Linked DNA regions of Mus musculus: region 2 is linked to region 1. A link is a loop called in an ENCODE intact Hi-C map of the cell type or tissue named here. Cell type or tissue: heart. All regions are shown on one strand. Each heading gives the region's core, and the rest is flanking DNA. Links, peaks and the distances in the headings are about the cores only.

What was found. A loop is a pair of places that touch in the nucleus more often than their neighbours do. Peaks named below come from ENCODE experiments on the same cell type or tissue, not always from the same donor. Only the 100,000 strongest peaks of a DNase experiment are listed, where the experiment ranks them.
Region 2: it touches region 1 in a loop (6-fold over the local background); 5 of 42 quality-filtered maps call a loop at or near these places.

Annotation. Positions count from the first base shown.
Region 1 is chr17:84,184,132-84,199,461 of GRCm38, reverse strand. Thada (thyroid adenoma associated) reads left to right here. Exons shown (of 38, transcript NM_183021.3): 37 at 5,993-6,162; 38 at 7,131-9,406. The coding sequence ends at 7,511. It overlaps Gm36279 (a long non-coding RNA gene), which reads right to left and starts at 7,274. Exons shown (of 4, transcript XR_385852.4): 1 at 7,190-7,274. Zfp36l2 (zinc finger protein 36, C3H type-like 2) reads left to right here and starts at 11,515. Exons shown (of 2, transcript NM_001001806.2): 1 at 11,515-11,818; 2 at 12,306-15,330. The coding sequence starts at 11,768. The coding sequence ends at 13,709. In heart, for the core only: no CTCF peak of the experiment used is centred there; a DNase peak (open chromatin) is centred at 8,351; H3K27ac peaks cover 873 bases.
Region 2 is chr17:83,990,527-84,005,856 of GRCm38, reverse strand. It overlaps 8430430B14Rik (RIKEN cDNA 8430430B14 gene), which reads right to left and starts at 7,305. Exons shown (of 2, transcript NR_130994.1): 1 at 7,152-7,305. In heart, for the core only: a CTCF peak has its summit at 7,881 (motif pointing left); DNase peaks (open chromatin) are centred at 7,316 and 7,856; H3K27ac peaks cover 1,106 bases; H3K27me3 peaks cover 375 bases.

The DNA of each region.
Region 1 (15,330 bases), core at 7,143-9,642:
GGCTTTTCCAGAGGACTGGAGTTCAGATCCCAGCATGTTGGGCCCCTCACAGCTAACTGCCTACAACTTAAACTCCAAGAGATCCAACGCCCTGTTCTGGCCACCACGGGCACACATGCATGTACACACACACAAACACACTCACACTTACTTATGCACATACACATTCACACACCTATACATAAATAATAAAAGTCGATCTCTTTAAAAATCATAAAATGAAATTAAAGGAACTAGACATTATAAGCTACACTTGTAATCCCAACACTATAGAGATGGAGACAGAAAAATCATGAGACTGAGGCCATTTTATGGGTTTGAGGCCAGCCTAGGCTACAGTGAGGTCCTGTCTTAAAAACAAACAAACAAAACAAAACAGAAGAAAAGAGAGGGAGGGGTTGCTAGGGCAGTTGTTTTCTATTATAGATTAAAAACAAAACCATTCCCACTGGGCAGCCAAATATGTAATGCCAGGTCAGCACATTTATGCAGGTCACACTAGAAAGAAGGGACTGTGGGAACTTTTGGGAACCTAGGCCATTTGTGTCATTTAAAAAAACAGAAAATGAAGCAAAATCCAAAGTGTAATATTTGAAAGGTTTTTGTACCAAGTATTTTTTAAATACCAAAATAATAGCAGTGTGAGATCCCTTCAGACCTGGAAACGTATTTCCACCTCTGGGCAATGTGTAATAACTCCACCTCTGGGCAATGTGTAATAACTCTTACAGACAGCTGTTCAGGGGGGATGGCTGCTTATGACCTATTCTTCCCCTCTCTCCAAAGGATGTAAAGGGCATGTCCTAAGGGGTGCCTTCTAGAAAAGGGGTAAACCTCTCCATATCTGCCAGGGACCCAACCCGTCATTCATTACTGGGGACCCTAGAGACAGTTTGTCTGTCCATTTGCTATACTAAGATAAACATTAGTAAAAGTGTTGGATGAGATTGTGGGTGGGGTTAAGGTCTTACACTGGGCCCTACTGAAACTGATGGTGCCTGGCATGTGCCTTCAGAACGTTAACAGCATCCCTAACTCTCTGGCCCCATCACATGCCAACAGCGCATGCGCCCTCCTGACTGACAGGCAGATCTCCTCCCCAGATAGACCGTCCCTCAGACAGGAGGCTGGGACCAGGAAGAGCTGGTGTAGGGAGGACAGAGCCAGTGCCGAGCCACTCCCAGCCCTTGACGAGTCATGGAGAAGGGCTCAGGCAAGAGGTCCTCCCAGCTTCTCCTCTTCCTCCCCTCCAACATTCCAGGGTCTGTTTCCCAGTGAACGCATCCAGCTGGAAGCCCAGCGGCTAGGAGACCTCTGTAATGGGGTCATAGAGATCAAGATCCCCAGACATCAGCCAGGGCAAAAGGCAAAACAAATTCAAGGGCAAGCAGCAAAGCACTGACTGGTTGTAGACAGCTCAGCTCAGCTCAGTGATCCAGAGCCTGGGCTGCAGAGCCAGGCTCCCTGTTACCCACTGCCTGTGCAGTCTTGATCTATGTACTCCAAATGTCAACAACCCTGAGTGTAAAATGGTAACCACACTGCCATCTACCTCATTCTTGCAGTCTAGGAGTTTTCCCATTACAGAAACAAGCAAAACAAGTAGGTTGTCTACATAAGACTGTAACCCCATAGTAATGGCTGGTATCTGTTAGAGACTGTCTTAGTCAGGGTTTCTATTCCTGCACAAACATCATGACCAAGAAGCAGTTGGGGAGGAAAGGGTTTATTCAGCTTACACTTCCATATTGCTATTCATCACCAAGGAAGTCAGGACTGGAACTCAAGCAGGTCAGGAAGCAGGAGCTGATGCAGAGGCCATGGAGGGATATTCCTTACTGGCTTGCTTCCCCTGGCTTGCTCAGCTTGCTCTCTTATAGAACTCAAGACTACCAGCCCAGAGATGGTCCCACCCACAAGGGGCCTTTCCCCCTTGATCACTAATTGAGAAAATGCCTTACAGCTGGATCTCGTGGAGGCATTTCCTCAACTGAAGCTCCTTTCTCTGTGATAACTCCAGCTGTGTCAAGTTGACACAAAACTAGCCAGTACAGAGCCCCAGTACACACAAACATGTTTTCTCCCCATATATATTATCTATCCACATCTAAACAGACAGACATAGGTATCTATCTAAGATTGAACCCAGACCCTACTCGGTACAAGCACAGCTCCCCCATGGAGCCACATCTCCAGCCCTCCCCAGGACTGTTGATGGACAGCTCAGGGAGTTAGAGCCATGGGGTAATCACTGTCAGGGTCCCGAGGCAGGTCTGACTAACAGAAGAGGAAGACGAAGGTATAGCAGATGAAGCAGACCGAGGGGAAGGGAAGGGAGGTGAAAAGAGGACTGTGACTGAAGGTCTCGGTGGCCACATCTGTCAAGGTGAGGCTGACGTGGAGCCTGCAGGTCTCATCAGAGGGTCATCTAGTCAAATGTCCATATGGACAGGGCAAAAAACAGCCCTGTGAATAGCAGTGTAGGAGCAAGAAGTAAGGTAAGCAGTTCTCTGCCACGAGGCATGGCCAGCGCTCTTCCCCAGACACCAGACCAATGTGTCAGTCATTTTCCTCAAACTAAGCTATTCACCCTCTGAGAAAGGGCCTGGGCTTTTCCTCGTGTCTCTCACAGAGCAGCTGATCAGTGCACAGCTGTGAGGAGGAACTGACTTAGATTGGTGGGTGATGGGTTGGGAAGAGAGAGGGGGCGGTAATTAATGTGTGCTAATGTGCAGGGCCCCCAAAACCCTGACCAGTCCCCTAAAACTGACACAAGTTCCCACAGATGCCTCAAACAAGATTCTCCAGAGCTACAGAAAGAACAAACTCAGGCTGTCACCACTGAACAGCTCTCAGTTGACCTCTCAGGAGGGTGAGAAAGACAGTCACTGGGCCTTAGTCTAGACAGCATTCCCCTGGGCAGCTCACAACCCTGGCACTCCAGCTCCAGGGCACCCAGTGCCCTCCTCTGGATCTGCAGCACATACTCTCTCACACACACTTTCTCTGTGTGTGTGTCTGTCTCTCTCTCCCTCCCTCTGTGTGTGTATGTCTGTCTGTATCTCTCCTTGATCCCCACTGCCTTGATCCCCATAACTTTGTGGTAAGTTTTGAAATGGAAAAAGGAGTTTGTGGATTAAATCCTTAGCTTTCGTTTCTGATTTTCAGGATCCCTTGAGTATGCTAGGGTCACAGCAGACTCCTAACCACACTTGTTGCTTGGCTTTCTTGTTTGCTTGATGGACTTGCCAGCCTGAGTGCTAAGTGGAAATCCCCCTTGCTCTTCTCTAGCCTCCCTTTAGAGGCAGCCTGACCAGCAGAGATCTGACTCTGTCCAAGTTTAGCCCAGGGCCAAGTAGTCAGCTGGGGGAGCAGGAGACCCGCACCATTACTCCCAGCATCCTACCGTCCTGGCATCCTCCCTTGTGGTTGTGATCCTCTCCAGGTTCATGTCCAGCCACCCCACACATTCTTCTTGTGCCTGTCATTCTCCTACCCCTTCCTAAGGATGACTCAGGACACAGGGAAGCCATTTTGCCATTTGTCAGTGGAACAGCCTGTCCTTTCTGGTGGCATGTCTGGTCACACCCATGTGTTCTTTACTAGACCCAATTGATGCGTTATCTAAGCTACAAACACTGAATTTACTGATACGAGGATTTTGTTTAATGGTGTGTAGCTCTGGCTAGCCTGGACTCACTATATAGACTAGGCTGGCCTTGAACTCTGGAGCTCTGCTTTTCTCTGCCTCCAAAATGCTGTGATTAAAGCTATGCATCTCCATGCCTGACCTCCCTTCTGCAGAGTTTTCAGTCCTTGCCGTAAGATCAAGGGGGGTAAGGAAGGACTAGAGAGAGACAGAGAGAGGGAGAGGGAGGAAAGGATGGGGAAGAAGGAGAAAGAGAAGGAGGAGGAGAGAAAGAAGAGGAGGAGGATGAAGAGGAGGAGGAGGAGGAGGAGGAAAAGAAGGGCAGAAAAGTTAGAAGGGTGCATTTTTCTGAGATCTCACCATCAGCTAGCTGAGCTAATACTGATCCCATAATACAGGCTTACACCCGAGCCTTTTCAATGAGGAAAAGTAGAAAGGCCAGTGTGCTGTTCACCTCAGAAGTTCTTCCCCCCACCCCCCACCCCCGTGGTGCCATCCTTCAGGGAAGCCATATTTAGCACTGCACTTCCAAGGAGCAGCCTTGTGCCTGCTCCAGTGTCCCAGTGCTGGCTGCAGTGTGCAGAACAGACCACAAGGCTCTGAGAGTGGCAGGGTCAACTCTGTGCTGCCTAACTGTCGCCTCCAAGTAATGCTACCATGCTGGACAGTCACTAACCTGCTTATCTCACTATTTAAACAAAAAAACAAAAAACAAAAGACCGTGCTTCTGCAAGTTCCTGTTGATCTTTGCTTCAGATGTAACATGAAACTGTCGGCAATTCTGTTTCCTCAGAGCCCCTTGGAGTTCTGTGACTGTACAGTAGTAGCTTCAGCTCTGATATCCTCATGTGTGAGGCAGAATTAGTAACATCCAGTCCTTAGCTGCTGGGGGCTGAGGATACGGCTTGGTGGCACAGAACTTGGCTGGCATGCATAAGGCCTGGCACCACCAAAAAAAGCCTAGCTCCCTTCAGTAGGGCTACAAGTGCCACAGGCCTTCCATAGCCCAGCTAACCACTGGGGACTGGCCTTCTAGTCCACATTTCAGCCCTTTCCTGAGTGTGCAGAGCAGGTTCAGCTGGTTGTCAGATGGCCAGGAACATTCTCTGGGCTGAGCTGAACTGGATTTGGGAGATAGGAGAGTTCAGTAGAAGTACTCGTTAGATGGAGGCAGTAGTGCAGGGGGCTTCCACAGAGACCCACTCTGAGTTGAAAACCTTAAGTCTTCAGGTTCCCTCTTGCTGAGATGAGAAGGCTTAAACCAATGGCAAAAGTGTCAACGCCCAACCCTGCTCAAAACTCCACTTTTAGTCCAGGCAGACAAGTAAGCAGGGGTCCCCCCTCCCAAGATACCTACTTCCTCTTTGTATACTTGCTCTTTCAGCACCTTACCCTCAGAAAGCCCGGAAGTCAAGAGGATAAAGAAGGGATTCACTATCCATACAACAGCAACAGAATGTCAGCCAAATCCTAGGCTAAGGTCATAGCTCAGTGGTAGAGATCTTGCCTGACACATAAAAATCAGGACCAAAATGCAGTGCACCCCTGCCTTTGCACAGCTGTGAGATGTGTGAGGCTTTACATCTCTAACTGATGTGAGAGCTGGGATCAGCCCAGCTGGTAGGGCGCTTGCCTAGATGCTTACCCAAGGGCTTCATAAAACTACACAGACATGGTGCCACACATCGATCTCCCCAATACTTGGTAGACAAAAGCAGAGGACATGAGACATGCAAAGTGATCATTGGCTACAAACCAAGCATAGTGGCACACGGTATCCCTGTGCCCAAGAGGTAGAATCAGAGTTCATAGTCGTCCTTGCCAGCATCCAGTCGGAAGCCAGCCAGCTACATGAGACCCTGTATTTGGGGAGGTGGGGGGAGGTGAAAGGGAAAAAATGTTTTTACATGTGAAATTTGAATGACCGCATGTATAGATAACATTTTATTGGCACACAGCCACCATCTCTATTGATTGTCTCAGTAATGCTTGGCTCGGGATCATATAAAGCAGAGGTGGTGCCTCTCTGCTCTGAGACGACATGGACTCCCTCTCCTTCCACTTGTGCTAGAGAGGCTGAGAGCGGTGTCTAGTCCTACCGTTGCTGCTGCTCCGTAGGACAGGGTGGCGGGGTTCAGGCTAAGGGCTCGTACTAACGGTGTAGAAAGAAGAACCCAGGATGGGATCAAGAGCCTTCCGCGACCAGTTCTACCACCACCACCACCACCCCTGGGATGGTGACAGGGCTTTTAGCCAAGACCCTTCATGTTCTCAGATTCCTCTACACTTCTTAGGGCTGGCCCTGAGCTACATTCAGTGACTGTCTCCCTCCTGTCTCTACAGAATTTGCCTTCTGCCAGGTGGATGCCTCCATTGCTCTGACCCTGGCCTTAGCTGTTCTGTGTGACTTGCTCCAGCAGTGGGACCAGCTGGAGCCAGGACTGCCTATTCTACTGGGATGGCTACTGGAAGAGGGTGATGACCTCGAGGGCCACGTGCAGAGCCCACATCAGGTAATCCCAGTTACTTAGGGAGCTGGGGGCAGACAGAGTGTCCTAGCCCTGAGGTGGAGCCCTGAGGGCCTAGGAAGTTTCTAGATAGTAAAAAGTGTGTCTCTAGCTGCTCCCATGCAGAGGAGAGACTGACGAGGAGAAACCTCCCAGGTGAGGCTCACAGGACTGTGGAGGTCCAGACCAGTTAGGAAGGTTCAGACAAGTTAGGAAGGGCACTTTGAAAAATGCACCTTGAATATTGAGAATAAAATCATGAAAAAATGCTTATCAGTTGATCTTAGCATTTCCCAAGGATTAGGGTCCTTCTAGAAAATGTGGCAGGGAGTGTGTGTGTGTGCCGGCTTCCTGCCTCTTCCTGAAAACTGAAGACCAGCATAGGCAACCTGTGTTTTCCACTGGGAAACCAGCAGTCTGTCCCCACATATGACCACTAGCTAGCTCCATATCCTGAGCAGACCAAGAGTCAGTGTATACCAACCCTTCAAAACCCAGTCTGTATAAGAAACAGGAAGATGATATAACAAAGTGTTTTAGATGAAATGACCCTAAACCCCCATAGCATTCTAGAAATTTTGTCTCTTTTGTGCTGCTATCACACATGTCCCAGTAACTCTCTGCTCTGCTGTCCAGACTTCCTTTGTGCCTCCTCTGAATTTTCTCGGCACACCTTAAAACCTAAGATTTTTCTCAGTACACCTTAAAACCTAAGACCCACTTCCGCACCACCAGTTCCCCAAGTATCTTGGCTTGGAGCTAATTCACATCTTTATCAAAGGTCGTGGTCCGGCTGGGAGAGAGGTATTGAGTGAAAGTAGAAGGTGACCTTCAGAGCGGCAAGTGCTGTGGCACGGGCGCTGACAGCCCCAGTGGGCCCTGTCAGGAATAGACACAGCTCCCACATCTAGTGCTGTGCCTGGCTCCACAGGACTCCTCGGAGACTTACTCTGGCTGTTTGTCACTTGATGTAGGGGGAAGAAGAGCATATCTTTGAAAAATCAGAAGTCAACTTCTGGGCTGAGACTCTGACCTTCGTGAAATCCCTGTGTAGGCAACTCTTCCATCTCCTCTGTCAATCTGGCTGGCAGTCCCCTCACTCCCAGAAGCTCTGTCACTTGCAAAGGATAGCATCAGAGCAGAGTCACCTCATCTCTCAGCTCTTCAGAGAACTTCCACTCTCAGCTGAGTTTTTGAAGACAGTGGAATACACGAGGCTGCGCATTCAGGAGGAAAGGACTTTGGCTGTCCTGAGGCTGTTGGCCTGCCTGGAAGGAAAGGAGGGTCTCAGAGCCGAAGACTGCCCTAGGGAATGGAGACAAGTAATGGCCCCAAGAACAGAAGCAGCATGCTGAAGAAAGGTGGCTGGGCCTCAGCTCAGGTCTGCAAGACACATACATGGTGGACACCAATTGAAACTCTTTTCCTCAGGTGCCTCCCCACTTCTGGGAGTCTAGGCTTCTGTCCCTTCCTACTGAGGACCTTGTCTGCAGCACACTCATTCAAGGCAACCCAATTAGTTGCAGCTACCTAGGAAGTGAAGCTGCTGTCTGCAGGTTTACTGTCTCCAGGTGCAAGCCACCTGCAGGCCTGAACTAGTCAGTTCTATCCCAAAGCCAGCGCCCATTTCCCCATACACTGACTGCATTGAATTCAGTCTTAGCTTACATGTCTCTCTCTCTCTCCCTCTCTCTCTCTCTCTCTCTCTCTCACACACACACACACACACAGTGCTCTTTCTCTCTCTCTCACACACACACACACACACAGTGCTCTTTTGTTTGGTTTTGTTTAGCAAATACCTATTTGGTCATATTTATAAACTTTTATTCCATTTTAGTAAAGGGTATGTTTGATTCTGGGAATATTAAGAACCTACAACATGCAAATACTTGCATTTTACTATCTACCTGCCCAAGTCCTTCAGTGGTCCATATTAAGAGTCCCCACTGTCTTACCCAGAAATGCCTGCGAAGGCTAGGAACCCTTGTCACCCATCACTGGCCTCAGCTATTGGACAGAGCCTGGGGAAAGGGAAGCCTGAGCAAATGCTTAATTCATTCGGTGCCACCACTGTACACCGTCCTGTGATTGGTGGAGACAGCAGAGTGCCAAGAAACACATTTACCCACTTTAGGTGATTCCATATAGAAACCGGAAGGGTTTGTCACTTCAGGCCCAGCCCAGCTGGCATCCTCGAACACCAGCAGGTGGCGCTCTTGCACACATTATGCTGCTGGTCTAGCGCTTTTAGCCTACTCTTTTAAAACTTTTTAAAACTATTATCAGCACCTGTACATGATAGGAGGGCACCCATGCCCCAGCATGGATGTCTGAGGAAGTTGAGGGACAACTTTATAGAGCCAGCTCTCTCCTCCCGCCTCTGCATGGGCTTCAGAGATCGACTCAGGCTCAGGCTTGCAGAGCACGCACGTTTATCCACTGAGCCGCATCATGTGGCCCAGCTTACCATGCTACGTGTGCTTCCAGAGTACGTGACACCCGCAGACGCTTGCCTTCAATTCACGGCGTGGATGTGTTGCTGTAGTGTGATCCACATTCCCAGTTATCCACAAAGACCATGCCAGCCATAGAAGGAACTTGTAGGGCCTATAGCTATGTTCAGATACTTCTCAGTGAGTAGTCACTTAGAATCATGAGGAAAAGGGAGAGAGGCATTCTATATGCTAGCTCCTCCTGCAGAGACGCTGACATTTCACATGTAATTGGTCTCAGAAGAAAACCATCCTGCACCACAGAAACACGGCTGTGCTGGAGTAGAGACCTGTACGCAGGGAGAGGGAAGTCAGGAGCTGTGTCCTTCCTGGCCATGAAGAGGAACAGAAATCCCCTGGGTGGTCTTAGAAACACTCAGCACCCTGGGGTCTGTGTGGCCCTGTAGTAATTACCTAGTTAGGCAGTGCAACCCACTGCTGATGAAAAATTGAAAACCTAACATTGTTTAGTTTGTTTTGGGCTTTGCTTTTAGTTTTCTGAGTCAGGCTTGCTATTTACACTAGGCTGGCCTCAAACTTGTGTTAATCCTCCTGCCTTTGCCTCCTGAGTGCCAGGATTCCAGGCATACACCACTATACCCAGCATTACACTACTTTAAGATCTAGTTGGTGAGAGGGGCTGGTGGTGACAACCTTGGGAGATTAATTCTGAACAGGACCCAACCTTCCCTCTCCCCTTCCATCTAAAATGAAATAAAAGCAGTTACATGACAATAAAACCATCTCACATTGGCAGGCATGCTGTCCCAAAGCATGTTTCAGAGCAGGCTTATGTTATCTCCAAGTCCATCCTACCAAGTCTGCCATTAGCTGGGACTTACCCCAGACTTGGATCTTGGCTGGCTGTGGCCAATCTGGGAGGACAGGAGGGATGGATGGCTCCACAGGTGGGCTTGTATCTGCAATCCTGCTAGCAGTAGCTAGGGGAACGACTGCTGCATGCTTTCCTGAGAGAAACCAGGAAAACCTTAGTCACAGCCTCATGCTTACATTTGGGGTCCTTTCAGCCACAGAACCCAGCAGTAATAGGGGCAAGAGCAACGTGGGTGGGAAGAGTGAAGCAGCCATCTTCCCTAAGTCACTACACTTGAGGGTCCTAAGATCTGGGTGGCCCCTTGCTCAGACCACAGCCAAAAGCCAGTTTGCTTTAATATATAAGATGGTGAGGGCTTTGTTCCTTTATAGGGGTATGGTCTCACTCTCACACTAAGCTGTGCAAGGCTAGCCTAAAACTCACCACAGTTTGTGATTAGTGCTAGGACTATAGGCATGAACCACCGTACCCAACCCACTCAGCACTACGTCCAAGACACTACAGTCTTCTGGCAGCCATTGGCTCTACCTACAGGGGCAGCATGCACTGCAGTGTGGCCAAATGCACCTGGACTCAGGAGCCTTTGAGTGACAGATCTACCTCCTTAGCTTCAAGGTTAACTGATACAGCCCAAGTGCACACTGGACTGGGTCAACCAGACAGGAAGAGCAACATGGGAAGGATGTAGTTGGTCAAGCAGCCTTCTCTGGCAACTACTGGGCCTTCCACCCAGGGCAACCCGGACTGCCAGCTGGGTGAATTCATGGGCCCAACTCCAGCTTTTGGCAGCCAGTATGAAGTGTAGGGATAAAGGGTTCTGGACCTGACCAGATGGGCCTCACGGGGTGGGGGTGGGGGTCGCTAGGTGTGTGGAGGTGTGTGTGTGTGAGACCCCTCTCAAAAAGAGCCAGGGGCCTTCTGGGACTGCTTTTTCCATGGAAAGCTGGTAGGAGTTGCACTAAAGGCAACCGAATGAGGACCTCTTTCCCCCAACCTGGGTGGTGGTTCAGCAATCACCGCCTCGCCTCCGGCAGCTCACACAAAGCTTAGATTCAATGCCGCGCCTCCCACAGCAGAAGGAGGAAGGTTGCAGGATTCGACAGGCCAAGGCTGTACAGGCGGGAAGCCTTGGCTAGGAGCTGCACCCACATCCCCGAGAGGAGGCCAGGCCAACCAGCAGGCACAAAGGTGAAGGAAGTGACTTCCTCTATGTCCACACTGCTCCTCCGACTTCCCTCTAGTCCCCTGGAATAGGCTTTCCCGCCCCGGACACCCCGCGCCACTCGGCGCCTTTGGCCCAGGCTCAAGGTCTTGTGATGTGATTAGCAAAGCCAGCGCCTTGTCCTCAGACACTCGGCTCTGCCCCACAGGCCGCAGCGCTCAAGTCCTGTTTACTGAGCCTGGGCGGGGAGAGGGGCGGAGAAACGCGCCAATGCTCCTCCAGGCTGGCCGCTCCCGCCCCCACCCCTACTGCGTCTCCACGTGCAGCCGGGCCGGAGCTGCCACCTACGGGACAGGCCGCGACCCCCGTTCCTAGTCCCAAGCAACTTGGCCAAGCGCACCATTGCTGTTTTGCTGTTCCCGCGCGCGGAGCAAAAACTAGGATGGGAGATAAAAGCTGCGCCAGTCGGCCCAGCCGGATCGGGCGAGGAAAGGCACGTCCCGGGTAGCCCCGTCCTGGGCAGATAGAACGTGTACGTGCTTTCCAACGTTATACTCGTAGAGGCGGAGGAGAGCGAGGTATTCCCGCCGCCGCCACCCAGCAGGACCCAAGGGGGCCGCACGCCCCACGCCGCTCGGGACGCCCAGGCTGCCCGCCCCTCCCCTCCCCTCTCCTCCCCTCCCCCGAAGGGGAAAAATTGGCGGCGACCAATGAGAAGCCGAGAAGGAGCCTGACGTCCGCGGGCTGGCGGGCGGCGTTGCCTGGAGACCCCGGCCGGTCAGCGTTCAGTCCCCTCCCCCGGTGCGCTTTGCCCCGCCGCCGCGCCGCTCCGGGGCTGTATAAAGGGCGCACGCTCTCAGGTCTCCGAGTTCCACCAGTCCGCGAGCTGCCGACGGCTCGGGCGGGGGGCGGGCCGGGGCGCCGAGCTGCGCTCTCGCTTCTCCTCTGCCCCCCACTCCGCGCCACGGCCTCCCGCCGCCGCTTCCTCGGCCGCACAAGCACAACTTTCCGTCCCTCCTTGGCCCTCGCCCGTTATTCATCTTGGTTCGAGTCTCGCCGTACCGAGGGCACCTCCCAACCTCCACGCTTGCAATTTCGACCATTACAGGACCCAGAAAAATGTCGACCACACTTCTGTCACCCTTCTACGATATCGACTTCTTGTGCAAGGTAAGCAGGCAGCCGGAAAGGATGGCGGACGGCCTGGAACCCTTTGGAGTTCCGAGACTTGCCGCCGGGCCGGGCCGAGGCGGGAGGGACCCTTCCAAGTTGACTTTGCGGGTGGAGGGAAGTCCTGGAGTTAGCAGGACTGTGTGCTTGCGACTGTGGGCGTGGAGAGAGCGAGTAGCGGCTGGAGCAGCCGTGCTCCTCCCGAACCGACCGCGGCCACGCTGCCGGGACTTCCCGGACAGCGTTTGCGCCGCCCACCCCGTGGCCACGGGCCCAGGATCACATGGCTAGACCCGGAGCGGCCGGGGTGGGCGTCCTCCACTCTCTCCGGCCTGCGTTTTGCGAGTGTAGCGGTGGAGGCTGAATCGGATCCCACCAGAAACCCCAACAAGTGGGCAGTTGGGACTAGGGCGTTCACTCTGCAGTTAGCCCCGACTCTCTTCCCCATCCGATTTTCATCCCGCTCCCGCTCCCCTCCCTTTGGCAGACGGAGAAATCCCTGGCAAACCTCAATCTGAACAACATGCTGGACAAGAAGGCGGTAGGGACGCCCGTGGCTGCTGCCCCCAGCTCGAGCTTCACTCCGGGCTTCCTGCGACGCCACTCCGCCAGCAACCTCCACGCGCTTGCCCACCCTGTGCCCAGTCCGGGCAGCTGCTCGCCGAAGTTCCCGGGCGCCCCTAACGGCGGCGGCAGCAGCTGTGGCCCCGCAGGCGGAGGCGGTCTGGCCTCCTACGGCCAGCTCAAGGAGCCTTCGGGGGGCAGCGGCACGGCGCTGGTCACCAAGGAGAGCAAATTTCGGGACCGCTCGTTCAGCGAGAACGGGGAGCGCAGCCAGCACCTCCTGCACCTGCAGCAGCAGCAGAAGGGGGGCAGCGGCTCCCAGATCAACTCCACGCGCTACAAGACGGAGCTGTGCCGGCCCTTCGAGGAGAGCGGCACGTGCAAGTACGGCGAGAAGTGCCAGTTCGCGCACGGCTTCCACGAGCTGCGCAGCCTCACCCGGCACCCCAAGTACAAGACAGAGCTGTGCCGCACCTTCCACACCATCGGCTTCTGCCCCTACGGCCCGCGCTGCCACTTCATCCACAACGCGGACGAGCGGCGGCCCGCGCCGTCGGGGGGCGGCGGCGCCTCCGGGGACCTGCGAGCGTTTGGCGCACGCGACGCGCTACACCTAGGCTTCGCCCGCGAGCCGCGGCCCAAGCTGCATCACAGCCTCAGTTTCTCCGGCTTCCCGTCGGGCCACCACCAGCCGCCGGGGGGCCTGGAGTCGCCGCTGCTGCTCGACAGCCCCACATCGCGCACGCCGCCGCCGCCCTCCTCCTCGGCCTCGTCCTGTTCCTCCTCGGCTTCTTCCTGCTCTTCCGCCTCGGCGGCCTCCACGCCCTCGGGCGCCCCGACGTGCTGCGCCACGGCGGCGGCGGCCGCGCTGCTCTACGGCCCCGGGGGCGCGGAGGACCTGCTGAGCCCCGGAGCGCCGTGCGCCTCCTGCTCGTCCTCCGGCGCTAACAACGCCTTCGCTTTCGGCCCGGAGCTGAGCAGCCTCATCACGCCGCTCGCCATCCAGACCCACAACTTCGCCGCCGCGGCCGCCGCCGCCTACTACCGCAACCAGCAGCAGGGCCTGACCGGTCCCGCGCCACCCCCGGCACAGCCCCCCGCGGCCCCCGCGCCGCCCTCCCCGCCCTTCGGCTTCCAGCTGCCGCGCCGTCTGTCCGAGTCGCCCGTGTTCGACGCGCCCCCCAGCCCCCCGGACTCGCTCTCGGACCGCGACAGCTACCTGAGCGGCTCGCTGAGCTCCGGCAGCCTCAGCGGCTCCGAGTCCCCCAGCCTGGACCCTGGCCGTCGCCTACCCATCTTCAGCCGCCTCTCCATCTCCGACGACTGAGGCAAGGGGGCGCCCGCGAGGGGTTGGGAAAGGCACAGCGGGGGCCACCGGTTGGGGAGGGCGACACTGCGGCAGACTTGGAGGCCCCTCCGAGCACTTGGACTCGAACTCTGCCGGAAGGGGCCCCGCCCCTACCCTTTCGGTTCTCTCGTTTTTTTTGTTTTTTATTATTATTTTTATTATTATTATTATTGTAAAGATTCGTTCTTGTTGATAAAAGCCAACGAACTTTTTCGTATGGATGAACAAAATATTCACAACAGGGCGGTTGTGATGCGGAAAGAACAAAAGATACCAAACACTTAGGTCTCAGATGAGTTTGAAACTCTAGTTTTAGAAGAAAAAAATCAGCCCAGCACCAGCAGCTACCAACCACCATTCCATCTCTTCTTTCACTCGAAAGCCTTAGAAACAGTCCAGATGTGAGAACTCTTGGAAGGGGTTCCAAGACCAGTGTGAGCCAGCCGGCTGCCACCTCCCTAAACTATAAGCTTCTAGAACTCAAAATAATGCCAGGAACATGCCTTGATTCGAGTCGCTCGCTCTCAGCCTCCTTTGTGGTGGTTGTTTACCTTGTTTTTGTTTTTTAGACAAAGTTCTGTATGTCTGGGGGTGGGGAAGCCCTTGCATTCCAAAGTTTGATAACGGGCTCATTGCCACCACGTAGTGTGGGTGTTTAGCTTAGAACCATTTCCTCTGCTCTCTGGAAGCTATGGGCAGAGCTCAGTTCATAGTTGTTGGGAAATAAGTGCTTCATTTTTAGTTGTTCTGAGTTGATCCGCACCACTGCACCACAACTCAATATGAAAAACTATTTAACTTATTTATTATCTTGTGAAAAGTATACATTGAGGATGTTGTCCATACTGTATTTATCGAGTATGATGAAAGCAATAGATATATATTCTTTTATTATGTTAAATTATAATTGCCATTATTAATCGGCAAAATGTGGAGTGTGTTCTTTTCACAGTAATATATGCCTTTTGTAACTTCACTTGGTTATTTTATTGTAAATGAGTAAGAAAAATCTTAATTTAAGAGATTGTATGTAATATTTATTTCATTAATTTCTTTCCTTGTTTACGTAAATTTCGAAAGATCGCATGAAGAAACCATGCAATCTTGATGCTGTGGAAGTGGTTTGAGGAACATTTTGAGGTTTTCTTAGAATGTATAATGGTTGTAGCCCATCCAACTTTAAAGAGAGAAAGGTGAGACTGCAGTCAGGCTCACGTGTGGCTTGCTTCTCTACATCCAGCTTTATAAACCACCAGCTCTACTGTGACATTGATTATAGAGACATGTAGCAATAATGGGGGAAATGGTCTCAGTGCCTTCATAGGGCCCGAACTTGCCTTAAATCTTTCTCAACCAGATAAGTATTTCATTCGTGCTTGAGAATTTGAATGTCGGACGGGTTCACCTGCACAAAAAGAAAAGATTTTTTACCACTTTTTTTTTACTATAGCTATGAAGTGAAGAGGCCACATCTTAGCGCTGAAATGTTGGTGGTACATGAATATGCCTTGTTCAATGACAGTCCAAAAACTTGTACTATTATTTTTCAATGTAAAGAGGCAGGAATGTCTCCGGCTTTCCTGGATGGCAGATAAATGAG
Region 2 (15,330 bases), core at 6,533-9,032, 190 kb after region 1:
GGAGGCTATGGGGGACTTTTGGGATAGCATTTGAAATGTAAATGAAGAAAATACCTTTAAAAATCACAAAATGATGACGATGATAAAAAAAATTGTGTAGGGGCTACCTTCCAAGCGATAATTTTTACTAGGACTATAAGGACAAGGACATTGCAATTACATGTCCATATTTTTACAGTTAGTGACTTTAGAGCCCTATTTGATTGTCTAGGAACTACTTCAAAAACTTGTGTGCACGGACTGTGCGCATCCTCGCGGCTACCTATCTGAGTTGTGATTTTGTGCTTGGTTCTCACTAAGTTTGTGCGTCAGGCCCAAAGCCAGGGACACAGTCCTCTGCTTCTTTGGGGGAAAACAGAAAACCACGAGTCACTACATCTGCTTCTTCCCTCCATCCAACAACGCCTTCTTACGCAGCATTTCTAAAAATGAGAGGGAAAGGGAGGGGGAGGAGAAAGGGAGGGAGAGAGAGACAGAGATAGAGACACAGAGATACAGAGAGAGAGAAAGAGAAGCTACTTTCCAGTTCAACTTAACAGGACATCCACGATCCTTCACACCCTGCCCCATCTCCTTCGCAGCCTGCCTCCCACGCTGGAGCACTCCCCAGGTGCTCCTGCCACCCCGAGTGTTTGCTCAGCTTGCCCACTCAGAGCCTGCCCTTCCCCTTCTCAGACATTCACTTGCAAAGGTCTCCTATCCACCCTTCAGTCCCAGCAGGCAGATCTCAAACTCCGCTCCTCTCTGCACTTGTACAGCACCTGCGTCCTCTCTCTGAGATTATTAACCGCACACAGTAATTAAGGTATGTCTGTCTTTGTTAGGAAAGACCCACACTGTACCAAGTGGTCTCTGTGAAATGTCTTTCCTTCCCCCATTAAAGTCCTAACTGCGCGCCTGCTCAGCCCTGCACCCTCTTCTAACTTCTTCTAACTTCTGACTTCTGACTCTGTGCCTTCCTCCCCTGGGGCCTGCTTTCCTGCACACGGTCCAGTGTGGCTTTCTCACCATCAGAAAATAACGAAGAGCAGGGGGATCGAATCCCTCTTTTGCAAGGTGTGATCTAAAACTTGAAGACCAGCGCTCTACATATCTCTCGGCCACAGTTTAGTAGCAACCACAAACACCTGCAAAGTTACCTGGGAAGTGCAGCTTTACTAAAATTGTCATGTGCTTTCCTAAAAGTCAGGCTACTTTGAGAGGGAAGGGAGACCTTGGGGTGATCGACAATCTGTCACACTCTGCCCCCTTGGCACCCAATATCTGCTAACCTCACACACAAAACACAAATGCTACCTGCCCAGTATCCTGCACTGACCCCTTCAGTCACAGCTGGATGCTGGCTGCCACCTGTGGCCTGGAGACCAGCACACAAGAGCGAGTGCTCCCCGCCCCCTCCTGCACACAGTGAGGGACAGTGTGGTAGCATGACGGAAGAGCCACACACCACAACTGAAACCAACCCTGACTCGGAAAACAAAACAGCAGGGGCTCAGCAGACAGCCCCAGTCCATGGTAATTAACCAAACCAAGCTGCTCAGAAGCCTTAAAGACTCCTTGTTCTTCCGACTTTTCTGGAAGTAATTCCCTGCCCAGCATCCTTCTCAGGCTGTGGCTTTATCCTCTGGGAGGCTCTAACTGGGTCATCACCCTCTGTCACCACATCTAGAGCAGGCCCTGAACAGCCAGAGGTCTTGTCTGGACAGAGTTTGTGGGCCCAACAACTCTGGCTGTACTTTCTCTGGGTGATCTGCCCAGGCCCCTCCCAGGCTCCTCCCAGTCCCGTCTCTGGGCTTAGTGGCCCGCCATCTCCAGGCCATCTGAGACAATGGGCTCAGGTGAAAAGGGAACACGCCCTTAATCTGGTCTTGGCTGCGGAGTTGATTGCCATTGTGCTGGGGAGAATTCCGAGCTGGAAAAGCCTGAGAAAGGCCCAGGGCACAGTTCCTACCCAGCCTGGTGGTGGAGAGTCAGCCTAGATCACTGCCTTTCATTTGGGACCTGGATGCATGTGGCTTTCAGAGTTCTCGGAGGCTCCAACGTGCCAGACTCAGTCAACTCAGATGTCTGGCAACCAGTAGGTGAGCTTTCTTGGCAGAAGTATATTCCCTATCCTCCTTGGCTTGCAGACCAGCCAGTTCTAACCCAAGTTCTTTTTTTTTTTTTTTTTTTAAGGAATTTGTTGAAATCAGCAAGAAGTAATGAGACTTACTCACCAATTCCCAAATTCTTCTCTAGTTACAGGGCCAAGAGCAAGTTAGCTTCCTGCCCATTCCCTGTCCCAGATGACAATTCCACTAACTCCTATGTCAGAGCACAGAACTACTAGCTTCCCGGCTATAACGTTTGGGCCTGCTCTGCCTGCTAGGATACTGGATAGTAGACATGTGAGACGCTTTCAGGCACAGTTGTTCTCAGCATCCACATGGAATGGGTTCCCTGTCCCTCGTGGATAACAACATGAGGAGATGCTCTAGTCCCTACCATAAAGCTGGATAATTTTTGCCTAGCCCTGAGCCCCTTAAATGCTTTAAACTATCTCCGGATAACTTATGGTACCTATCATGATGTGAATGCTAGGTAAATACATGTTTAATCAATGGTTTGAGGCTACAATAACGAGAAAAGTCTCTGTGTGCTCAGTACAGATACTCTTTTCTTGAATATTTTTCAGTTCACATGGGCTGGGTCCACCCATGTGGAACTCTGTGGCTAAAGACTGCTGACTGTATTCTAAATTTGTTATGTAATAGATTTTGGCAGCTGTAACAGGAGAGCAGGCAGAGAAGCAATTTGACCAAGATGGAGGCTTGTCTCTCTGACATGAGAACATATGAGCAGATACGATGATGGTCAGGGCCCTGGGTTGCACGGTTTGACCCTCCACGGTCCTATGATGTTACTTTCGTCTTCTGGCACACTGTTCACCCCCAAGTTCTTATTCCAGTGACCGGGAGATAAGTCATGGGAGTGGCCAATCCAGAAGTCCTGTACATTGCCTCAGTTCATATCTGCTTTGTTCTGAATAGGTTGGAAAATTACTACTTAGTGTTATAGTATTCAGAAGCAAGGCCTTTACAGAGTACTAAGACACAGAGGCAGAGCCCCTATGAATGGGCTTGTGTGCCGGAAGCCTGTTCCTCTCCGAGGCAGTGCCGAGGTGGCGGGACCATTAAGAGGTAGCACCTCGTAGGAAGTACTCCGGTCCTGGTGGCTCCACTCTCAGGAAAGGATAACCCTGATCTCTGGAAGTGCACTGGTCTGGTGAGGGTGACTTAGTTCCTACCTCGTTACACAAGAGCAAGCTTGGCCTCTCCTCTCCTGCTTCCTGGCCCAATGCTCAGCGCACAAAGCTGGATGCCTCAAGCAGTCCCAGTTGGTCACCGAAGGCCCGGAGGATCCCGGGAGACCCACTGGTCTTCAGTACACTGTTTGCAAGGCTGAAGAAGCTGCATTCTCATGTCGGTGGAGGCATGTGGCAACGGGGTGCACGTGCTCGGAGCACGCGTAAGACCCATAGATGAGCTGACAGCGATGAGAAGGCGGCACGAAGGCCAAGCTTCTCCTCTTGGACCTCCTTTTATCTGGTTACCACAACTCCTTTTATCTGGTCACTCAGATTTGGGGTGGGCCATTCCATCTCATATAACCTGACCAAGCAAATCCCTCACAACCATGCCCCCCCCCCACCCACTTATCACTCAGTTGCCTCCAAATGGAGTCAAGTTGACAACCAAGATTCACCACCATGCCCACACTCAGCTGTCTGGTTAAAGCATCTTAAACAGACTAAGACAAGCTCCCTCTGGTTTCAGCACTGTTTAATGGCTATCTATGGTAAAAGAGGACCATGGAGTGCTGTCTGGACTCTTGGTCACCCTGTGCCCATCAGAAAACCAGCTGGTTCAACACAGTGTGAAAGCAGAGGGGACAGTGATGTGAGGGGTTAACACTGGCTACCCCTCCCTGGCTGGCTCCCCTCAAGAGGATGGTCTAAGGAGCGAGGGCCACAGAGTGCCCCTCTGTTCATTTACAGGCAAGCCGTGGGCCCAGCTTGACTATGTGTGTTCATCTCCCATTTTCCCAAACCACAATTCAGGCCCCGAAGAGTGAACACCTGTGGTCTTTGACAGGCATGTTTCTCTATAGAGCTAAACTGTCTTGACCCTTGACAAGTTCTAGACTCTAGAGGCGTGGCTCATCTTCCATGCCCCAATATCCCAGAGGGGCTTTGAAGAAGACATTGTGTGCTTATTTGTCGAGGTCAGAGCACAGGGAGTTGTCGAGGTCTAGAGTTGCTTTTTCTCTTTGACCAGGTTGGTCCCAGGGACTGATCTCAAGTAGTCAGGGTTGGCTGCAATTGCTTTTGCCCAGCTGCTCCTAGGCACTGTGCTTCTCCTGGCTTAGGGTGCCTCTCTCAGGCCTCTGCTTCTCCAGTGACCAACACGCTGCCCTCCCCTCAGCCCTGTTCCTTTCTCCCCTCTCTAAGCTGACGACAGGTTCCTGCTCTGTCCTCCTCAGTGTTCCAGACCAGCAAGGCTCTCATCCAGCAGTTGGTGAATCAGGTTCAGGCCTGGGGGATGGCAATCTGACAGCAGGAATGGAAGGTCAAGTTCAAGGTCACAGATCACGTCCTTAGAAGGTGCCTTACAGACGAGCTTTTATTGTCTTATCCTAACTCATCTGTAGACAGGGGCCTCAATCCTTGGTTTGCCAAACCCTAATGGTCCCTTTCTGAGTTTTCCTGGGCAACAGAACTGTTCATTTTAAATAAGTCACTTTATAACCCCCTCTATAATTTTAATTATGTGTATGGGTGTGCACCTGAGCGTGGGTATGCACATGTGAGTGCAGGTGCCTGAGGAGGTCAGGATGGGGTGTCACATACCCTGAGCTGGAGGTACAGGTGGTTTGTGCAGCCTCTGATGTGGGTGCTGGGAACTGAACTCGGGTCCTCTGGAAGAGCAGCCAACACTCTTAACCACTGAGCCTCCCTGTAGACATCTCTACCTCTCTTTTAAAAAGATTTATTTTATGCTTTCTCCCTGATTTAAGTATACTATTTTATCTCGTCTCTGGAACCAACCTGGAAGATAAGGCACCTGGTTCCTAGGGATATTAAGCCACCTATCCAAAACTATACTGGGTAACAGGTGGGATAGGCTCATATATTGAGTTCTGATACCCTGACTCTCCAGAGGGTCCCACATCATCTGGAGTCATCTATGAATCTTCTGTACTTTGACTTTTGTTTCTCCTATGCCCCCCCCCCCTCCATGGCAGCCACATGCCAAACACACCTGCCTTGCCAGCCCCTTCCCTGGGCAATCTTTGTTCTGGGGACACCTTCCTTGGGTACATCCTACGCACCAGTCCTCCAGACACACCCCGTGGACTCAGCCTCAGATTCCCAAAGGTCCGGCCTCCACCCTGCAGAAAGAACAGGTCTGACCCACTGGGCTGGGGGAAGCTGAGTCGCAGACCTCAGGCTGAATAGCTGCTTTCTTCTCACTCCCCTCCCCTCCCCAGCAGAGCGATCACTCATTAACCCTTCAAACCAGATAACCCTTCATGGGGGAAGAGAACATGTGCTTATCCTGGGTCATAAAACATCAATATTGACTTCTCAGGGTAAGGCCAAAGGGGATATGGGGGCTGGTGGGGCTTCCCCTCTGTGGTGCTGAGGGGCCGGCTCACCTGACTTCCTTCTCTGTGGGGAATATCTAAACCAGGTCTCCAATACCTGAAGAAGCCCGATCCCTGCCTGCTCCCCTTCAAAGGCAATCCCTACACCAGGGGCTCAACTCTTCTCTGCTCCTGGAAGGTATTTAAGGTCCCTCTCTTTCTGTATGGGGGTCCCTCTAATCTGACCACAGCCCAAGGTCCTAGGTCTGGACACAGTCTGTCACTGCTATCTTTCCTAACTCTGGGATCTGGACAAGTGATGGACTTGTGTCTCCTTTTTCTAATTTGTGAACGTGGCGTAGAACAGCCCCCTAGCGCATAAGCTATTAGGCTAGTCAACGGAGATCATGTTCAGGAGTGTGTGCTCCTATAGAAGGTGTCCCTCTCTACCTCTGCTCTTGGTATGTGTATCTCTTTATGCCTTCCTCCTTGCTCCTGGCCAAGCTTCACCATCATCCTCGTCCCTCTGGCACATAGTGAGTTAACTCCTTGGTCTCCATTAGGGGCGAGAGGAGGGGTCTACACCTATGTGGGTCTCCAGAGAGCTCCACATCACCTCGAGGGCAACATTCATCCATACATTGCATTTGCCTCTTTGACTCCTCCAGAGGACGAGGCGCCCAGTGGGGGAATTTTCAGTCCCTTCTGAAAGGGACCTCTCCTGAAAGCCGGGCTGGGCAAGCACAGGTAGTAGTAGAATATCCTTGAGCCCCACCCAGGGCCTGCGCCCTCCCCTCTCCTTCTCTTTGTCCCTTCCCTACTCCAGCCTCGCCTTGCCTGAAGCTGTGGGACACCCAAGGCCCCAGTCCTGAGAGCTTCCAGAGGGGCTGTAACCCTGGGTGCTGGTCAATGATTAATACTGAGCAAACTCAGGACCAGGCGAGGGCTCCCAGCAGGGCTGGGATCAGACAAAGGCCCCCCTGTCTGGCTGAGACACCATCTTGGTGAACAGTTACTGATTACCCTGTCAACTCCAGCAGAGAGGTGGGGTGGGTGGCTGCTATCTCGCCAGGGTGGAGGGTGCTCTGGAGGTGGGGGAACGTGGGTGGGAGATGGGTTAAGCTCTTGAGCTCCGGCTTCACTTTTATGAGCTGCACGGGGTGAGGCTGGTAGCATGAGGGTCTGCGGTGCTCAGGGTGTTTCCGTACCTGTCTGTCACAGGGTTGAGGAGAGACAGGTGCCTGCCTCCAATAACAGCTCTCGGCCACTCCCTTCTAACGTTCCAACACTTCCTCCCTTCCTTACAAAACCGGTTGTCTTCTTTGTGCTGGGCCATAGAATCCCCCTGGCTGCCCCACCACCACTTAGCCCCACAAACTTCTATGTTTTCCGCCTCACCTCGAAATGTTCTTAAAAATTCTTCCTCCCTCCCTTCCTCCTCTTCTTCCTCCTTCAGGAACCTCTGTCAGTTTCCTACCTTGTCATCCTGGTCTCCTCCTGCCTGGGTCCCGTCTGCTACATCTTACCTTAATGGTGCTCATCTCTTTCCAGGGTCTTCCTGCACTGGGCACCCTCTGCTTCCATGTCTTGCTGCCCAGCCTTCAGCGCACCACAGGTGCATGGCCTAGGCCAGCTCTGCCTGGCAAGTCGGGGGACTTCAGTTCCAAGGACAGAACAAGTAGGGAGTGAACAGAGTGCCAGGAGAGCTGGAGGGGCCCGTGGGACTCCTCCACACCCCTCGCTTTTCCTCTAGGACTAAAGACTGGAGATTAGGAGACAATGGGCATACCAGTGGGCACAGTTCACCCTGCACAGAGATGCTGGTGTCTATGATGTCCTTCATTGACAGAGCCACCTCGCCGTAGGCAAACACCCCAGCTAGGCATAAGGAGTACCTTCTGAGGGCCTGAGGGGGAATGCCATTGGGAGGTGAGGGGAGCTCAGAAGACCCCGTGGGGGCATTCCACTGCCAACTGCATCCCCCACTATCCTGGTCCTGGAGTTGCCTTAGCTTGTGAAGTTCATTAAGTCCAGACTTGCCCTGAGGACCTTAGCGATGAAGAACAAGGGCACCGAGACCCAAGTGAAAGGCAGGGAGAGCGAGGGCGAGACTAGTAAGTGGGCTACAGTGGGTGGATAAGGTGAGCGCCCAGGGGCCAGCTCCCCGGAGGCCAGCTCCTCTCTCCCTTGCCCAACAGGTTTTCTGGGCAGAAAACTCAGCTCCTAAATCTAATCTCAACAGGAGGGCGCCACCTGCTGTTGGGGAGGCTAATGTGCCCCTTGCAGATTGGACTGGAGAACTTGGCGTGGAGGCTCCTCAGGGAACAGATGCTCAGTTTGGGACTGTAGTGCATGGACTGAGCCTAGAAGACTCTCAGCAGGCTTAACTGCAAACCATGAGGCGCCTCCCTCCTCTTTGCCTTCTACGGCTCCACTCATTCCGGCCACCCTAAGGGAGTCTCTTGTCTTCAACTGGACCTCCAGTGTCCACAGCCCAGTGTCCTCAACCTCCTTCAAGGCTTCTTGTAAGAGCTAATATTGGGACGGGGGCTTCAGGGCCAGAATTCTTTCCCAGAAGCAAGCAGGGCTCAGCCTGCCGCTGGAGCCGGGCCGCTCTGAGATGGGCAGGGTGGGCTCCGCTACATCTTCCGCTGAGGAGTTGGGCTGACACCTTTGTGCCTCCTCCTAAAGGCCTCTTGGCATGTTTCTGCTCTAGGCAATAGCTGGGGACCCAGGTTCCCCTCCAGGACCACCTTCCCTGATACCCTACTATCTCACAAGACTGATTCCTTCATGCCTCACTAAATTCCTGCGCGACCTTACTGATTTCTAACGCCCCTTGCCTGGCTCACACATCTCTTCTGACCTGTCCAACTTCATTTGCAACACTCTTTCATGGTGTGGAACTCTACTTGGTGGGGCTTACTCCACACTCTCCAGTGGGGTTAGCTCCCATATGCATGGATTGCCACCCCCCCCCCCCCTTAGGCTTCGTAGATTGCCGTACTGGGAGCTTCCCGCATTAAATGGAGCTTCCTGAAAAGAGTCAGCCTCCATATCTACAGCCTAAGAATTGGGCAGGAGTGAACAAATGAGCACATGAGTAAATCCATAGCCAAAGGTGAGAACCCAAAAATGTAGTGTTCTGATCAAACAGAAGAGCAGCTGCTCAGGCCTGGCCCATGCTCTCGCTCCTTCTCTGAGTGCTATCTCCCACCCCGATTGCCTAGAGATCCTTAGGAGACCTACGTGGGCACCATTCTAGGAGCCCCTAGCGGAACCCCAAGCTCAGAATGATCTTCCCTGACTATACGTCTTTCTCCCTGTGTCCAGGAGCTAGCCCCATCTCTCGGACAGCCACCAAGAGTTCCTCATCTTATAAGTGGACAGGTCTCCTTTTGCAACAGGGAGCTCGGCTCAGGATTGGTCAGGGGACCCAGGTTGTTCCACCTGGCTGCTGTCTGGCTGTGCAACTGGCCACCCTCAGAAAGCTCCTATTACGACGTTTGGACCTCAAGCCTTTTCTGGTCTCATCAGAGGCTATCTCATGACCTGTAACACCATGACCTTTCTGAGAGCAAGGGAAACATGGAAAGCGTGGCTTCTGTGGGTAGGCATGGAAGATCTCCCACCAACATCCCCGCCCCCAGTGTGAATAAGTCATTTCACATTGACTTACTAAGAGGGAAGCTATCCACAGTACCACACACTTAAGAAGCCCCACAGAGAGGTCTTCTGCTGATGGCTAGAGGCCTCATTCAGGTGTCCCTTGGAATCAGCCTCAGATACCCACAGTCCCTCCCAACATCTTTATTACAGCCTAAGGAGACCATAAGCAGAGTCGCTAGGCAAAGCTGTTTCCAAATTCCTCAACTACCAGGAGTCTGAGTGAATACCTTACTTGCAGCTGCAGTTGTAGGCCAGTTCATTCTGCCACACTAGGTAACCATTGTAGAGTTAGATGCTTTTACTGCAGTAAGCGCCTAGCCACGAATTCACAACGAGTCTTAAAGAAAGGCTTGATGTCTCGAGTCAAAAGTGCTAAGCCACCAGAGGAACTTACACAGGCATGTGGGTGGCAGGGTTGAAAATCACACTCCATGGGCTGGTGAGGTGGCTCAGTGGTTAAGAGCACTGGCTGCTCTTTCACCTTCAAGTCCCAGCAACTACATGGTGGCTCACAACCATCTGTAATGAGATCTGATGCCCTCTTCTGGTGTGTCTGAAGACAGCTACAGTCTATTCATAGATAAAATAAATAAGTAAATCGAGAGAGAGAGAGAGAGAGAGAGAGAGAGAGATCACACTCCACAATGCAGATATGAAAAACTAGTGTCTCTATTTTTTATATTATTCTCATCTTTAAAAGTTATTGTTTACTGGGCAGTGGTGGCGCACGCCTTTAATCCCAGCACTTGGGAGGCAGAGGCAGGTAGATTTCTGAGTTCGAGGCCAGTCTGGTCTACAGAGTGAGTTCCAGGACAGCCAGAGCTACACAGAGAAACCCTGTCTCGGAAAACCAAAAAAAAAAAAAAAAAAAAAAAGTTATTGTTTATCCATTTAGTATTAAATATTCATTAATGATATTTTTAGAGTATGAAAGGATATGAATATAAAAGTTGAACAAATTTTTATATATTATTTGATTATTAAAATACTCAATATTATTAATATGTTTGATGTATGAAATGCATTTAAATAATAAAAAATTTAAATGTTATTGTTTATTATTATTATTATTAGGATATATATGTGCATATATATGTGTGTACATGTATGGTAGCAACTTCAACTTTTTTACTCAATTGCTCTTCACCCTGTTTTTTGAGACAGTTTCTCATTTGGCTTCAAACCCACTCATTAAGGTGGGACACCTCCTCAGCACTGGGGTTCCAAATGTGTGCTGCCATACCTGGCTTTTGTTTGTATGTTCTGGGGATGGCACTCAGTTCCCCACGCTAGGACAGCAAACACTATTGAGTGAGCTCTCTCCAGCATTACTAAGTTCATCCTGGTCTGATGAAATCATACCTGCTGTTCATAGGTATGAATGAATGAATGAATGAATGAATGAATGCATTAAAGGAAAGAGAGATCTTTAACTAGCCCACTAGAGAGTCCCATGTTTACATATTGAACTCGGTGTCCTTAGAGTAAAATGTGACTTTCCCAGAATTTTCTCACCCCCCCCCCCACGCATAGCCTAGAGACTGTACCATTGAAGACATTTATAAACCTCAAGGAGACGGAAAGAGGAGCTCACGGTGACCATGGGATTGTCTCTGTTTTTCCACACCATGCCATGAGACAGAGATGCTCCATCTTGGTTCCTGGGGCTACTTTGATGGATGGGAGAGGTGATGCTGATGTTGGTGGTCTCTGTATGTGGCCAGGGTACAGATTCCCCACCAACCCCTGAGAACCCAGACTCATGCTCCCACTACTCCAGGTCAGGTGCTCCTCTGTGAATCCCCTTCCTAGACCCTGATGTCTGCCATCCCTGATTGACAATCCCCTGCATGGCCTTTAGCCACCGCTCTGCTGGGTTGATTCAGCCAAGACACCTCATGGCTACTCCCTGAGAGTCCAGCTCTGCCTATTTACCCACAAGCCCAACTGAGAATTTCCCACCATTCTCCTTCCGCAGTGAGGGATGGAACTGACTTTGAAGTCTCACAATCTCTCTTCCTTGGGCCCTCTGACATCACATCCTGTTTCCCCCTTCTAGATGAGAACTGGGCTTTGATACCAGCCTTCCACTGCAGTAAGTCTCCCCTGGAAGGCTGAACAAGGAACCTTGGGAACAGGAAGGGACATCTTGTCATTTATAAATGACATCCCATGTACATGAGAGCACACAAGAAATGGTTGCCTAAGACGATCCAGTGACAAGATGCTATGAAGACCTCTGGAGGTCCCATACCCCTCATCTGAAGTGCGACTTTGGGCCACTGTGGAGCACACCTGTCTGTCTGTGATTTCTCAGTATCATCCAGGGAGACCCCCTCCAGGATCTGCCTTTAAGATTCATTTTGGAGCCTGTCTCTCCTTGGCCTTGGGACTAAGGTATAGAGGAGGGAGCTATACCTTTAAGTAGAGCTTCCTCAAGACACACACCTGGAGATACCTATAGCCAAGCACCTCATAGCTGAGTAGACGACTACCATGGCTAGAAAAACACCCTCTACAGTGTAAAGATGGAATAGCAGTGTCTTCATTTCCTTGTATTATTCTCACATCCTTTAAAATACTTCATTATTCTCCCCCTCTCTCTCTCTGTATGTGTATTGTGTTTATGTGTATATGTATGTGTGTATGTGTGTATATTGTGTGTATGTGTATATTGTGTGTATATATGTGTGTATTGTGTACATAGTGTATGTGTGTATATGTGTGTATGTGTATATTGGGTGTATGAGTATATATGTGTGTATATTGGGTGAGTGATTGTGTGCACATGCAACAACTTTGAGATTCTTCTGCTGGGATCCACCAGCTGCTCCATCACCCTATTTTTCAAAGACATCTCCAATTCTGCCCAGACTGGCTGACTTATATTGTCCCCAGAGCCACCTGGTCCCCTTCCTGACAACCCCGTGCCCATATGCTAGACTGCTCCTCTCCTGGAGGCTTCCAATACCTCCCTTCCCCAGCACTGGTCCCTCCAGCACTGCCTCCCAGTGCTCCCAGGCACACCGTGGCTCCTCATTGGCTTCTGTCTCATCTCCTTGCAGCCCCTTCTTGGTGGCCAGGCCGTGGTGTTAGCTGGACAGGTGGCCTCATGGGTTCCAGCTCCTCCATGAACTGCTAAGGCCCACAAGATGCCCCTTCTGGGATCTTCAGCAGCTCTGACTTCTCTGGCCAACACCTTGTGCTATCAGATACTTGGCTACATGTCTCTCTTCCTCTCAGCCTAGTCACTTGTCACAGCCAGGCAGTGAAGGAGGCTGCGGCTCTCTGGAGTACTGTCGGCTTCTCATCTTCCATGACACTGCCTGAGTCACTTCCCATGGGAAAAGGCCCTGAGTCAGAGTTAATCAGCCCCTTTTGCCTGTTACTATGAAACCTTGTATGATTTCTCTCCTAGAACATCCACCAGTCCCCACTGTTGCCTCCTGGCAATAGGACCAGGGGTCTTGCCACAACTGTCATAGCTGTCTCCTGACTCTTCATTGTCCTTGCTAGCTCTAGTCTACAGCAGACTTAACAGTCCCAGTGGTCATTTGAAAATGCAGGACAGTTGGTGGAGTGCTCGCCTGGCGAGCATGAAGTCCTGGGTTTGAGCCCAGCACCAAATAAACTGGGTGTGGTAGTGCAGTCCCTTAATTCTTGTACACAGGGGTTAGGAGCCTGAGGATCAAAAGCTCAGAGTCATTCTTGGTTTCATAGTAAGTTCAAGATCAGGCTGGGCTATACATGACTCTGTGTGTGTGTGTGTCTGTGTGTGTGTCTGTGTGTGTCTGTGTGTGTGTGTGTCTGTGTGTGTCTGTGTGTGCATGTGTGTGTGTCTGTGTACATGTGTGTGTCTGTGTGTGTACATGTATGTGTGTCTGAGTGTACTTGTTACTCTTCCAGAGGACCCAGGTTTAGTTCCCAGTGCCTACATTATGCATTTCACAACTGCCTGTAACTCCAGTTCTATAAAACCCATGGGTACCCACACACGTGTGGCATGCATACACAAACACATCATTAAAAAAAAAAAACAACTTACAAATTAAAAAAAACTCTTTGGAATCTTCCACTCTAACAGCTAAAGGCCCCTCCCCAGTCCCCCTCCCTCGAAGTCTCCTCGTTGCTGCTCCTGCCTTGAGGCCTTTGCACACCCCCTAGATACCTCATTTCAACTCTCCCTCCAGCTCCAATGCTTTGCCACAGCGTCCCTCCTGTCTTGGCTTGGGGACCACGGCATCGAGACACTACCTCCTTAACCCTCTGTTATATTGTGAATGTAAACTGTCTCCCGCAGGCTTGTGTGTTTGAATTCTTGGACCCTAGCCGTTCAAGTTGTTTGGGACACCGTGGAACCCTGTGTACCTGTCAGGAGTGGGACAATTGGGACCTTGAAAGTAACAGTTGTCTCTGGCTCCGGCTCTCTGCTTCCTAGTGGTCATAACTGGAAAAGCCAACGCAAGATCCTGCCTTGCTGGGTTGACTCCGCCATGTTCACTCTGCCGTGAGGGACAGTTCCCTCTGACCTGAGAGCCAAGGCTAACAATCCCCCTCCTCCACCCCATCAGTTGCTTCTATCACAGCAATTCTGAGAGTGACCAATCCCAATCCCCACGCACCTGGTTTAATCTCTCTTTCCGCAGCACTTGCCTCCTTCCAAACAGACTATTTAATTTTTCTTTCCTATTTTTCCCCGACACTGAATTTCATGTTCTCATCCAGGTTGACCTGAGTAACCTCAAACTCACTGTAAGCCTCCTGCCTCAGCTTCCTGAGTGCTGGTATTACAGGCACTACAGGTGTACACAACCATGTTCGACCTGGTGTGTTGTTTTTACATAGACTCTCACTACGTGGCCCTGGCCGGTCTGAAGACCGGGTATGAATTTTCATTAATCCTCCTATCTGCCTCCTTCGTGCTAGGATTACAGTGGGCCTCTGCGTCAGAGTCGCTGCGCCTGTCTAGGTTTGTTTTTTATAGGCCATGTCCCCATGCAGACACCCATTTCACTGTGGCTGTGTTTTGACCACTGACAGCGTCCATAGTCCAGAGGGGTGCTGGCATGAAGTCCATACTCTCCTCTATAGTGAATGAACCAGCAAGGAAGTCCTGGAGAAGGAATCCATGCCCTGTCACCTCTGGCTCTGCAGGGCTTATGCTAGTGTCAGAAGGGTGTGCAAACACACCTATTAAATGAATATATGAGTACACCATCGAATGAGGTACTTTTCGGACCAAACGTGAGGTCTGGGGACCTCCACAGATCAGCTTAGATGTTCACAAACGGTATCCTACTAAACCACTCAGGGCTCTCTGCCTACCTGGGAGCCTCACTCGCTCTGGAATCTGGCTTCATCCCATCCCCCACACTCGGGTCACCACCACCCTCACTCGGGTGAAGCTTCTGGAAGCCTTCCCAGCACCTGATGCTTTCCCAGAAGAATCAAGTGCTGTGAGCAGGGGTCACCCCTTTTCTCCAAAGACTTGGGGCAGGTTGGTGACACAGGAAGTATCGGGTGAGGTTGCAAACATGTTTAGAGGTGCTCTAAGGCTCTCCAACCAGGCCTAGACTGTTGGTATCCTCTGTGGGGCAGCTTTGGCCTTTCTGAGCAATCTCCTGAGGGGACATGTGGGGTACAGGGGCTCAGCTCTGAGTTGAGAAGCAGATTTGAGTACATACAGAGTGGGGTGAGCAGCCACAGCAGTTGGGGTTGTGTCCCCCCTCCTCCACTCCCCCAGCTTCCTGTTCTACTGGCTGTATCAGGCTCTCACAGATACCAGAAAGTGGAGAGTCAGGGGAGGGAGCTTCGCTTCCCAGGCCCAGGCTGGACCCCAGCTTTGGGGTTTCAGGCAGTTTCTATAACCACAGTCACATGTCCCTTCTGTAACCTGAGCCCCCAACACAGCATGAGTCTGCACCCCAGCTCCTGGAGTCACATCTGTTTCTCATTTCCGCCCCAGGAAAACGGTCCAATTTCCATGAGTGCCTGGCCCAAGCCAAGCCTCAAGTCTCCCTTTGGCCAGCCCCACCC